Regions from separate parts of the Mus musculus genome. Here region 2 is linked to region 1. Evidence: chromatin contacts called from ENCODE Hi-C or POLR2A ChIA-PET data. All regions are on one chromosome and are shown on one strand. The core of a region is the stretch at or near the end of the contact, and the rest is flanking DNA. Distances in the headings are between cores, read along the strand shown. Region 1 holds the start of Mgat5b (mannoside acetylglucosaminyltransferase 5, isoenzyme B). Region 2 overlaps Mgat5b (mannoside acetylglucosaminyltransferase 5, isoenzyme B).

What was found. A loop is a pair of places that touch in the nucleus more often than their neighbours do. ChIA-PET counts read pairs that join two places held with the same protein, here RNA polymerase II (POLR2A).
Region 2: a map of left cerebral cortex shows a loop between it and region 1 (3-fold over the local background). The contact joins the enhancer-like site here to the promoter of Mgat5b in region 1. A Hi-C loop is called at or near these places in 1 of 37 maps with a recorded cell type or tissue (left cerebral cortex). POLR2A ChIA-PET finds 5 or more read pairs at or near these places in 2 of 5 experiments (both embryonic stem cell).

The regions. Positions count from the first base shown.
Region 1 is chr11:116,915,709-116,921,644 of GRCm38, forward strand. Mgat5b (mannoside acetylglucosaminyltransferase 5, isoenzyme B) reads left to right here and starts at 3,155. Exons shown (of 18, transcript NM_172948.3): 1 at 3,155-3,835. The coding sequence starts at 3,768.
Region 2 is chr11:116,950,875-116,956,810 of GRCm38, forward strand. The region is part of intron 8 of Mgat5b (mannoside acetylglucosaminyltransferase 5, isoenzyme B); the gene reads left to right. Among named protein-coding and RNA genes, the nearest start is that of Gm33829, 22 kb to the left of the region's middle. Within about 2 kb of position 3,556, at least 1 of the 3 ENCODE cell types and tissues checked has a DNase peak (open chromatin) inside an H3K27ac peak, as active enhancers do; it is left cerebral cortex, where a contact is called at or near this core.

The DNA of each region.
Region 1 (5,936 bases), core at 1,905-4,404:
AAAGTAGACACTGGGCTATATGAGACCTTGCCTCAAGACAAAGCACAGGTGTGCCAACAGGGTGACATCAGGGACCTAATTAGAATAAAGCTTTGGTCTTGCTGAGTTCCACAGCTGAGTCTGCTGTGTCCCAGGGGTGAAGACCCTGGGTCCATTCTGCAAGGCTCTGGTTTTGGGGTTCTGAGACAGGGACTCAAGTGCAATCGTTTGTCTGGGAGCTGACCCCAAGAGTATTGGCTGAAGAATGACAGTTGTCATGGGACAGAGAGGGTGGCTATTCTCAGACACAAGGAATCATAGAGTAATGGGCAACTCAGCAACAAGAGCGCTGTCTTACCAGGAGTGTGTGGGACACGAGGCTCGGAGTATCACACCTAAGTGGGACACAGGCAGGATAGCTATCTGTTGCTGCAGGGTGTTTCTGGGGCCACCTCAGTTTTCTCCCTGAAAGTGGTCATATCCCCACAGCCTCTCCCCACAAGCAGAACTGTCTCAGGAACAGTAGTTTTAGTGTGTAGAGGCGAGTGTAGAGGAGATGCAGGCACCAGTGGTGCCAGCTACAGCAGACAGAAATAATGGCAGGCATCCACATAGCAACCTTGTGAAGCCAGTGCTATATAAATAGCCCGAGTCACAGTGGGGGAACTGAGGCACAGATCTCTTGTGTTCAAGGTTACATAATACTAGATTCATAATTTCTCTCCTACTGTGCCCAGCAAGGGGGCCATGTGCACTGAACTGGACTGCAGAGACAAGGCTGGCAAAAGCAAGCACACGGCTAAACAATCTGTCATAGCAAGTAACCCTCGCTCTTCCTCTGCGTCTCCACTAGCTGTGAGCCTGCTGCTCAATGCAGAGGCAGGCAATCCCTCTGCTGTCTATATGGACAGTTCCAATAGAGTAAGATCCAGAGGAAGAGGTCAGTGGGGAGCTACCTCCTTCTGAAACAGAGTCTCATGTAGCCCAGGCTGGACTCAAATTCACTGTGTAGCCAAGGCTAGACGTAAGTTGCTGATCCTCCTCCCTCCACCTCCTAAGCACCAGGATGCTAGGTGGACACCACTCCTAGCTGGGAGTGTCCTTTCCCATGTTCTAAGTCCAAGTTCTGGTTGAAGGAAGGCCATTTCCCCAGATGGTACACTGCAGTCATACCTACTAGGGCAGACAACCCTCAGGGATGTCAGAGAGGCATAAACAACCCCCCTTGAGCTTGGGGAGATGGGAGGTGTCAGGTCAGAAGAGACATTCTTTTGTGTGTGTGTGTGTCATGTGTGCATGTGTGAGGTCACATGTATGCCATGATGCAAGTGTGAAAGTCAGGGGATGTGAGAGAGTGGGCTCTTTTCTTCTACCTTGTAGGTCCTGAGGTCACCAGTCTCCCCATGCTGAGCCATCTCTCAGCATGCTCAGCATCTCTCATCTCTCTGGACCACATTCAAAGTTCTTGACTTTGAAGAGCCAGCAGAGCCTTCGTGGTCTTAAGACGTTCAGGCTGGATCAGCACTACCCAAAACCAGACAGGCACGACTCTGGTCAGGAAGTGCCCCAAAGCCTTGGGTACCGAGTATAAGACAGTCTGTGATGGTGAGTCTCCTCCCCAGCTCAGGAGAAAGCCCTTTGCTCTGGCTAGTTTTTCGTTGTTATTGTTGTTGACACAAGCAGGACTTACCAGTTTAGAAACTGTCTTCTATCATAGCGGTCTACAGGCAAGCCTGTGGGCATGTTCTTGATTAATAATGTAGGAGGTCCCAACTCACTGTGCTGGTGCCGCCCTGGGCAGGTGGTTCTGGGTGGTGTAGAAAGCAGACGGGAGCCTTGGAGAGCAAGTCTGTAAGCAGCACTCCCCCACGGCCTTTGCACACACCCACCCACACACACCCCCACAGTCTCTCTGTCAGCTCCCGCCTTCAGGTTCCTGCCTTGTGTTTCTGCCCTGACTTCCCTTCATGATTGACTGCCAGGGGAAAGTGTTAGCCAAGCATAGCCTCTCTTCCCAAGTTGCTTTTGGTCAGGATATTTATCTCGGCAACAGAAACCTAATTAGGACACCCGTGTTTTCTTCCATCTTAACCTGGTTCCATCCAAGCACCCTGGCATCCCCAGGCCCTTTGCAGCTTTCTCTGCCTCCCTTGAGCCTTTCCTTACCAGCGGTGACTGCTTTGTCTGCTTCTCCACCAGCGTTCACCTGTTACCTAGTTGCCTTACTCCCGCCAACGAGAAAACAGGCGATAAATTGGTGTTGGCGAATTGATGTGTTCGCTCGCTCGCTAGGTAGCACATTTGCATTGAGCAAGGGCAGTCTGACCGTGCCTCAGTGAAAGAGTGACGGATGGAGGAGGGAAATTCGGGCACTCCAGCCAGCTGGCTAAGGAAATGTCTGAGGGCGATGGGGTCTCTGCTGGGCCTCTAAATCATGCATCTTGTCTGGGTGCCTCCAGCTGCCACAAGCCTGGGTGATAATTTCATTCCTGGCTGTCAAGACCAAACTCACATCAACTCTAAGTGAGGAAGTGACAGGACAGTACACACACACACACACACACACACACACACACACGCAGGGATGGTGTGCGCAGGGCTCAACAATGCTAAAATTTAAGCCTGTGGGTTTGGGAATTGACTTTAAAGAGCCTTGGTGAGCTTTTTGGTCATTAGTTGTATACTAGAAAGCCCGTTAACTCAGTGATTGAGAGGGTCCAAGGCTAGACCTCAGGCATACAGCTGACGGCTCCTGGCATGAATGCCACAGCCCCAGTTTATTATAGGCAAGTGAGAAGTGGGAGGACTCGGGGAGTTTCTCAGGGTGGGTGGGTGTTGCCGAGAGAATCAGCGGGTGAGAAGCCATAGGTACGGAAGCTCTTGGGGGTGGTAGTGGTGGCTCGTGCTCTGCAGGAGAGACAAGGGTCCCCTCTCCGCGCCCCATCTCCCCTGCGCGATGCAGTTACCGGAGCAGCCTCGGCTCTCCGGTCTGCTGGATGCCCTAGGAAGTTGCATGGTCCAGGGAGGGGCGCAGAGCCATGGCTCCCGCGCTCGCGTCCCCCTCCTCCTCGCACAGCCCGGGGAGGGAGCGCAGCGAGACTGCGGCCACCAGATGGCGCTCAGGCGCCGAGGAAACGCGAGGCCGCTCCCGGGCCGCCTCCTCAGAGGGAACAATGCGGCGCCTCGGGTTGTAGCGCCGCGCGGGAGCCCGGAGCCCGGAGCGCGGGTGGCCGAGCGACCGAGCGGGCGAGCGGGCGGGCGAGGACGAAGGCAGGCGAGCGCGCAGCCGTTCCTTCCCAAAGCCATGGGCGCGGCGCTGCGCGCGGCTGCAGAGCGGCGCGGCCGGAAGGTGCGGGGGGCCGGGGTGCGGGCCTGGGGCCGCCTCTAGCCGGCTCTGAGGGCGCGGGCCCCGGGAATGAGGGCGCCCGCCGCGGGAAGCCCGTTTGCGCGCCGCGGCGCCGTCCCGCCCAGCCAGCGAGCCTAGCAGGCAGACGCGCGGCCGGCGATCTGGGGGCGCGCCGCCTCGCCTTCCCCAAAATGTGAATCGGGGAGGGCGGAGACGCAGAGAGCGCCCGGCCCCAAGCTCTCGCCGAACCCCTGCCCTGCGCGCCCAGGCCGCGCCGTGCCCCGCGCGGGGCTGCAGAGCCACCGTGCCCCGCGCTCCCTCGGTGCTGCGACCCCCCGGCTTCGGCCCGCAGCGGCTTCGTGGTTCCCGAGGCGGTCAGAGCCGGGCCCAGGACGGTGCGTCCGGCCTCGCCCCCGGCTTCTCGCCCAGACAAGTTTGAACAATGATCACAGTCAACCCAGATGGGAAGATAATGGTCAGAAGATGCCTGGTCACCCTGAGACCCTTTCGGTAAAGTTCTCTACTGGTTGGCGCAGGGAGGTCAAGACCTCCCCAAGGGGACTCATGGTGGAGCTGGGCGAGGTCGGTCCCCTCAGGGGGTGCGAGTTCGGGTGGCAAAGGAGGTTCGCGAGTCTATTCTCGATGAGGGCCATGGGGATGGGAAGACGGAATTAGATAGGGTTGGGGTATGTGTGTGTGTGGGGGGGTGCGGGTCTGGATCTTTCTTGAGTTGACCAAGATTGGAACGATATCAGGTATAGAGAGGTGAGCATGGAGTCAGAAAACACCAAGATCAAGGTCCTGGGCTCCAAAGTGGCCCCAGCCAGCAAGTCCCTTTCCTGCCCCTTGCGGTCTTTTTCATCTCTTGTCGGTCCTATCTGAGCTGCGAAGTTACTGTGGGGTGCCTAGGAAGCACCCCTGGTGTCCCGCCTGTCTCCTAGGTCGGCCCGCCCATCCTCTGCCTAGTTCATCCCCCTTCCTCTCCCCCTCCCTCCCCCTGCATCTCACTCATCTTCCTGGTGGGGGACAAACCTGGGTCTGACAGGAACGTCCCCAAGATTGGGGCAAGGACCCCCTTCTGCTAGGGATTCACTCCCAATCGCGGATCTCCAACAGACTAGATAGGCATAGCAGGTGCATGGAACACCTCCCTCCCTCCCTCCCTCCCTCCCTCCCTCCCTCCCTCCCTTCCCGTGGACAGTCCTGGCCAGGCAGGGGTGCAGTTTGTGAGAGACTCGCTAAGACCTGTTGGTCCAAGAAGGGACCCCACTTCCTTCCCCCAGACTCCAGCAGAGCTAGGCCCCGAGGCCAGACTAGGGGAGAGGGTGTCTGGGAGGCCTGAAGTACTGCCTTGTTTGGCAGCTGGGCTTCAGAAGACACAGAGGGAGAGATGGGCACCGTTGTGGGGGTGGGACTCGGGACTAGGCCACAGGTGGAGTCCGATCATAAACCTTAAGGCAGGTGCTGGCTTTTCTCCCAGGTTCTGGGTTGATCCCCGGTACCTCCAGACAACCTCCTGTACCCAGCTGGGTTGGGGCTGAGGTGATGTGGCCCACCTGCCTCTTGCCATCAGCATGCTGGGCCAGTTCTGTGGGGGCTGAGATGGCAGCCTCTGGGGACAGCAGCAGTCAGGTTGTCTGTGTGAATGCAAAGGTCTGTAGAGCCGGAGGACTGAGGGCAGGGTTTTGAAGTGTCTCAGAAATCCCTGGCCTAAGATGCCCAGGGAAAGACTCTGGCTTTTCCAGAGCTATACTGGATTCCTGCAACTTGAGAGGGTTCTGGCTGGTCCCAAATCCCTAGTCAGCTTTGTAGCCCGCTGGAACCCCCCCCCCTTACCTCCCCCCCTCCCCCGTTTCTGAAGTCAGGACCTGGTGTAATGACTGCAAGCAGCGGTCTCCAGCACCACAGACAGCGCCCTCAGCCCTAAGCCCGCCCTGAGCCCGCTTTCCCTCCTGTGTGCCTGAAGACAGGATTCCCAGATCAGTTGCCACTCACTCCCAACCCTTTAACTTCACCTCCTGTCTAGGCTGGTGGAGACCCTTAGCAACCAGTCTTCTTCAGGCCCCCTCAGAACTTTAGATTGAAGGCCAGGGGCAGCTATCTGATTACATCACCCTAACTTCATTTATCCCCAAGGGAGGTCTGGGAATGCTGTCTCTAGCAGAGTTCTTGGCCAGGCCTTTATTTTATAGGTGCCCCTGAGATGTTACCTGTGTGGTTGAGACCATCATATGTATTATACATGACTACTGCTTTTGGGGTTCCCTGGACTCCAAGTGGGGTAACTGGTAGAGAGATGCTAAGAGGTATATTGGGGCCTCAAAGTCCAGGCTGAGGGTGTAGACCTTCCTCATGTCAAGCATCCTGTATCTCCAGCCTGAAACCCAGTCCTATGGCTGAGTCAGGGTGGGGGTTGAGAGACTGGAACTCGGAAACCCCTCCCCCTCTTTTTTTCATCCTTAGGCTTAGAGGATAGTTGCCAGTCTCCCATAAGATCTCTCTGAGTGTGCTCTGAACCCCACTTCCCTTACTTTGGAGGGATTCAGTGAGGTCCCTCCAAAGTAAGAGAAGTGTCCTTTGTACCATCTTTCCTACTGCAGCTCACCATGAT
Region 2 (5,936 bases), core at 2,306-4,805, 36 kb after region 1:
CTTCCTGGGCATGGAAAGGACCGGTAACAACTGACTCAATTGAAAACCTCCCACCTGTAGCCATTGCTACGTACACACACTTGTCTGTGCACACACAACACGAACTTACATATGTAACACATGCATGCATATATGTGTACCCCCCCCACATACACACACACACACAAACACTTATGCATGTAACATACATATATATGAACTTATATAATACCTATATACATACACATACATGAACTTATGCATGGGACACACATGAATACTCGAGTATCATCTGCACTTGTGCATGTGACATCCACATTTACACACATGAACTTATTGTGTATGTAGCATTCACATGCATAAACATGATTGCTCTTTCACACACAGTGCACAATATTCTCACGCATGCACATATGTACCACTCCATGAAGACCCCTACATACCCACTTATATGGGTATGAATACGTTCACACCTAACTCACACACATGTGGACACATGTCCATATAGCATCTGCACACACATGTTATATACTAATGCATACTCACTCGTATGCATGTTCAACACACACACACACACACACACTCACACATGTACCCTCCCAGCCCCTCACCAGAGACTCAGTCCTTTCTTTCCCCCCAGCTTTCAATTCCTGGCAGGCCTCTGTGGCTCTCAGTCCCAGGAGAGGCCTCACTGAGAGGTCACCAGGTCACCCCTTCTCAGAATTAAAGCTCAAGAAGTTGGTAGGCATGGCTGGGCCTGAAAGCCCTGGCCTTGGCCCCCTGAGGGATGTGAGTGTGAACTCTTGCTTTGACTGGGCAGACTGGGTATAAACAGCCCAGTCCCTCATGAGGTCTCCTCAGGGAGATGCTTTGAAAACCTGTTGCCAGATACAATTGAAAACAACTAGCAGTCAAAACAAAAACAAAGGCTGGAGAGATGGCTCAGAGGTTAAGAGCACTGACTACTCTTCCCGAGGTCCTGAGTTCAATCCCCAGCAACCACATGGTGGCTCACAGCCATTGGAAATGGAATTGGATGCCCTCTTCTGGTGTGTTTGATAGCTGCAGAGTACTCCTATACATAAAATAAATAAATCTTAAGCTGGGTGTGGTGGCACATGCCTTTAATCCCAGCACTCGGGAGGCAGAGGCAGGCGGATTTCTGATTTCGAGTCCAGCCTGGTCTACGAAGTGAGTTCCAGGACAGCCAGGGCTACAGAGAAACCCTGTCTCGAAAAACCAAATAAATAAATAAATACATAAATCTTATTCAAAACAAAAACAAACCAAACCTTCCTTCCCAGGGGCGGCCCCACTCTGAGATTAACAGCACCAGCCATGCTGGGTTTATGTTCAGGGTGAGGACCCTAGCCCCTGCTGCAGCAGACACCTGCTTGCCTCCCACACACCAACCAGCACAGGACCCCACACTTGGCACCCTGGCCGGGTGAATCTCAGTCATGCTCAGAGCTGTGGCCTTTCTCAGTGGCCTCCCTGAGTGCAGCCTTGGGGTTGTGAGGCTGGGAAACCATAGAATGGGGCTGGCTTTGCCTGGCTTGTGCTAAAGGGCTGTTCTCAGTGTACCTAGGACAGGGCCAGAGGGAGTGAGAGAGGGGTGAGGTCCAGAGTGGGAGATATGGACAAAGGAGGAGCCCACTGAGCTACTTAACTTTGTCCAACTTTATACAACCTGTAGCGACCTGAGAAGGAACCGCCACTGAGGGATTACCAAGATTAGATCTGCCTGTGACTATGGCTGCAAGAAATGATCTTGACTGGGAATTGATGTGGGAGGGACCAAGCCCACTGTGAGCGGTGCCATCCCTAGGCTTGTGGGCCTGCACTCTGTGTGTGTGTGTGTGTGTTTTGTGATCTCACACTTTCTTGGATGTAAAGACCCCCCTTTTTCCCCACTGCAGTAAGATTGACAGGTGTAAAAGCCGGTGGATGCTGAGCTGTGGCCTTTCACGGAGATGACAGTGGGGATGTACTGGGTTTCTCTCGAATTGTGGCAACAAAGGCGTGATGGCTAGGGGGCTTAAAAGGGCCTCTTCCTCGTGGCCCTGGAGGCCAGAATTCTGAGATTTGCTGTTACAGGCTGAGCCGTTAGGGAAAGGTCCGTTATGGGGGGTGCTCCTTAGCACGCGTAGACACCAGCCTGATCCCTGCCTCCATCTGCTGGGCCTCTTCCCTGCGTGTGTGTCAGTATCCACCCTTCTCCCATTACAAGGACTTGGTCCTAGCTGGATATGGTGGTTCACACCTGTAACCCCAGCACTCAGGAGCCAGAACTGAAAGAGAAGAGTTGCCGTGAGTTTGAGACCAGTTTTGGCTACAGAATAAGAGACCCTGTGATGGTTGGTTGTAATTATCTACGTGATACAAGAATCTCCATGAGGACTTGTCTATAAAAGCTCGGCACGTCTGTGGGAGGAGGTTGTCTTGATTACTTTAATCAATGTGAGAAGACCCCAGCCCACTGTGAGCAGCACCATCCCCTAGGCCAGGAGACCCGGACTGTTTAGGAATAGAGAGAGTTCGCAGAGAAGGAAGCCTTTGTGCACTCATTCCCTCTGCTCTTGATTTATGTGCATAGCTGCTGTAAGCTTCTGCCTGGACCTCCCCACAAGGATGGAGTAAAACTGGAATGGCAGGCAAATCAACTCTTTCTCTGTAAGCTGTGTTTTGTCGGGATATTTTATCATAACAAACAGAAACAAGACTAGGACTGATCCTGGCTCACACAATAAGGTTGAGAAACATGTCACAGTCACACGAGGGAGGGCCCAGGTGACCCATATTTCTTTTTAAAGAGAACTTCTTTATGTATATGGGTATTATATCTGCCTGCACATATGTCTGGGCACCACATGTGTGCCTGGTGCCTTCGGAGGCCACAGATCCCTCTGGAACTGGAGTTATAGATGGGTGTGAACTTCCAAATCAATGCTGGGAATTGAACATGGGTTCTCTGTAGGAACGCCCGAGCTCTTAATCACTGGGCTATCTCCACTGCCTTCATTTTGTCCCCTTTGTAAAGATACTGTTTCCAAATAAAGAAACATGCTGAGAAACTGGTGGGGGATGGAGGCAGTCAAGATGCAACATGTGAACCTTGTAAGGCGGGGAACAAGGCCATCTGTAACAGTATCCTCAGCTTGGATAGGCCTGGACAGAAACCATGGGAGGATGGGAATGGAGGCATGGTCACCTGTTAGCCCGGCAACAGCAGCAGGGCATGGGGAATTGAGGGCCATTGCATTCTGAAAGCGCCCTCAGCTGTATCCAGACCCTGTGTGGGCAGGCGCCGGGGCAAAGACATGGCTTGTACCCTGGTTGTAGCTAATTCACAGATGTTCCTGCCAGGTGTCTCGTCCGTCCGCTGACTAACAAGAAGTCTGGATGGATGAGCCAGGTTTTCTCTGTTCCTCGCGTTTTGGCGTTTTAATTAACTGGCTCACTGGAGGGATGTCTGGGGCAGTGTGCAGAATCCACATTTGACTCTGGTGCATCAAGACATTTCTGGATGAGGGAGGTAGTGTGAGAGAACAATGCCCCGTGAGAAGTGCGCATTGAGGTGATGTCAGACACCCACACCTCGCTCCCGCTGAGTGTGCATTGGAGATGTAAGGCCCCCGTCCCCTGGAGCATCCAGAGCTGTCCTCCTAAAAGCCTGTCTCCACAGTGGGTGTTAGAGAGGGAAGCCTTGCCTTTTCTGCCTGAGGAGAATTGGCAGCGCTCGCCAATTTTATTTGCATAATTTCAAGCGTTAATAGTACATGGCATAAGGAGAAACGACGGGCTCTTCCTCCATCCATGAGTGAAATTGGGTTTAGTAGAAAATTAGTTGTCTTAACTGGTAAATGATGGAAGCCCGAGAGGGGTGAGCTTCAACAAGGAAACAGAGGAGGGAGAACTCCATGGCTGTCAGTGTGCAGTCAGGCAGGGAATCAGACTCCAACCCAGGGACGTTTGCTCAAGGGCCCCTGCCCCAGGAATGTCAGAAGCGGGAACCATATCTTGTTTGCCTTGTGCGCTTGTCTTGGCCGGCTGTGACAGGCAGTCAGACTTCTCTTTCCCCGTGACAAATACTCCAGAGTAACACTTTAAAAGGAGGGATGGTTTATTTTTAGCTCATGCCATATAAGGATCCAGTCCAAGCTCCTCTGGAGCCATTGATCTGAGCGTGAGGTCAGGCACAGAGAACACCGTGGCAGTGCATAGCCAAGGATGGGGCATGAGGTGAGGCAGAACATCGTGGTAGTGGGAGCAATTGAGGTGGAGACTTGATCCCTGGGACAAGCTGGCTAACAAGTCTAGCTGTGCTGATGAGCTCCAGCTTAGGCCTTGAGGCATATGCCTTTAATCTCAGCACTCTGGAGGCAGGCAGACCTCTGAGTTCAAGGCTAGCCAGAGCTACACAGAGAACCCCTGTCTCAAAAAAAATAAAATAAAATAAAATAAAATAAAATAAGAAATAAAGTGGAAAGTAATGAAGGAAGACACCTGATACCAACTTCCGGCTTCCACATGTGTGTGTACACATGTGTGCGTGCACCCACACATGTGTGAAAACGCACACACGTGGATAAAGTAATGGCCAGAAGGGAGGGAATAAACCTCCTTCTCCCAACCAGGCTCTGCCTCCTAAACATTCTACCACCTCCCAAAATGGCACCACCAGCGAAGGACCAACCCTCCAGACCAGAGTCTGTGAGGGACACTTCTTATTAAGCTGTAGCACTTCTTATTAAACTGTGACAGGTTCTGGGGTTTGAATCTGTGCAGATCTGGCTATGACTGTCTCACACTGTTCTCAGCTAATGGGACATGGCCCAGCTGTTTCTCAGGAGATAGAACTAGAGCTGGGCAGTTGACAATGGTAACTGGGTGGAGCTACTGCCATTCTCTGATGGGGGCTGTGGTTTGTCATCTTGACACAATCTTGAATCACCAGGGAAAGGAGTCTCAATGAGGGACTGTCGAAATTAGGTTAACCTGTGGACCCGGATGTGGGAGATAATCTTGATTACGTCCACTGTGGGTGGCATCATTCCCTAGGCCAGGGGTGTGTGTGTGTGTCTCGCACTGTCTAAGAGTGCAGAAAGCAAGGTGAGCACCAGCATGTGTGCATGGATTCATTGCCCTCTGCTCTTGACTGTGATGTGATGACTGATGGCTTCAAGTACCTGCCTTGACTTCCCCCAGAGTCATGGCCTGACTGTTGCCTGGAATTGCAAGCCTACTAAGCCCTTTCTCCTTTAAGTTGTTTTTGGCAGGGCAGGGCAGGGTACTTCATCACAGAAACAGAAATGGGACTAAGATGGAGGATGTCCTCAGACTTTATGTGTAAGAGACTTGCTCACCATAGTCATGTGAGTGGCATTTGGAGGTGGGGGTCTTAAGGATGTAATCAGGGTTAGGTGGGTCCCCAGAATGACATTAGTGACTTGGTAAGAAAGGAAAAGAAATCAGAGTTAGCACATTTGCTGTCTCACCAGATGGCACCCATGTTCAAAAGCCAGGTACGGCCATACTCATGCCTTTAACCCCAGTGCTATGGAGGATAGAGGCAGGACTACTGGGCCTTATGGCCACCAGCCTCACTCCAGGTTCACTGAGAGACTCTTGTCTCAAGGGAATAAGGCAGAGTGATAGACCATGACACCTGACATCCTCCTCTGGCCTCCACATGTACATACACACACACACACATATACACAAAAGCCAATAAGAAACCAGATGAGGGATGCATGCCTCTAAAACCACTTCTTTGTGGCTTGACAGAAGGATAATATTTCAGGGCCAGCCTCGGCTATATATACCAGGCTATGTATGAACACCTGTCAAAAAACAATCCAGGAAAAGAAAACACTGTCTTAGGGTTTGTTTTGCTGTGATGAAACACCATGACCAAAGCAACTCATGGAGGAAAGAGTTTGGTTGACTTACACTTC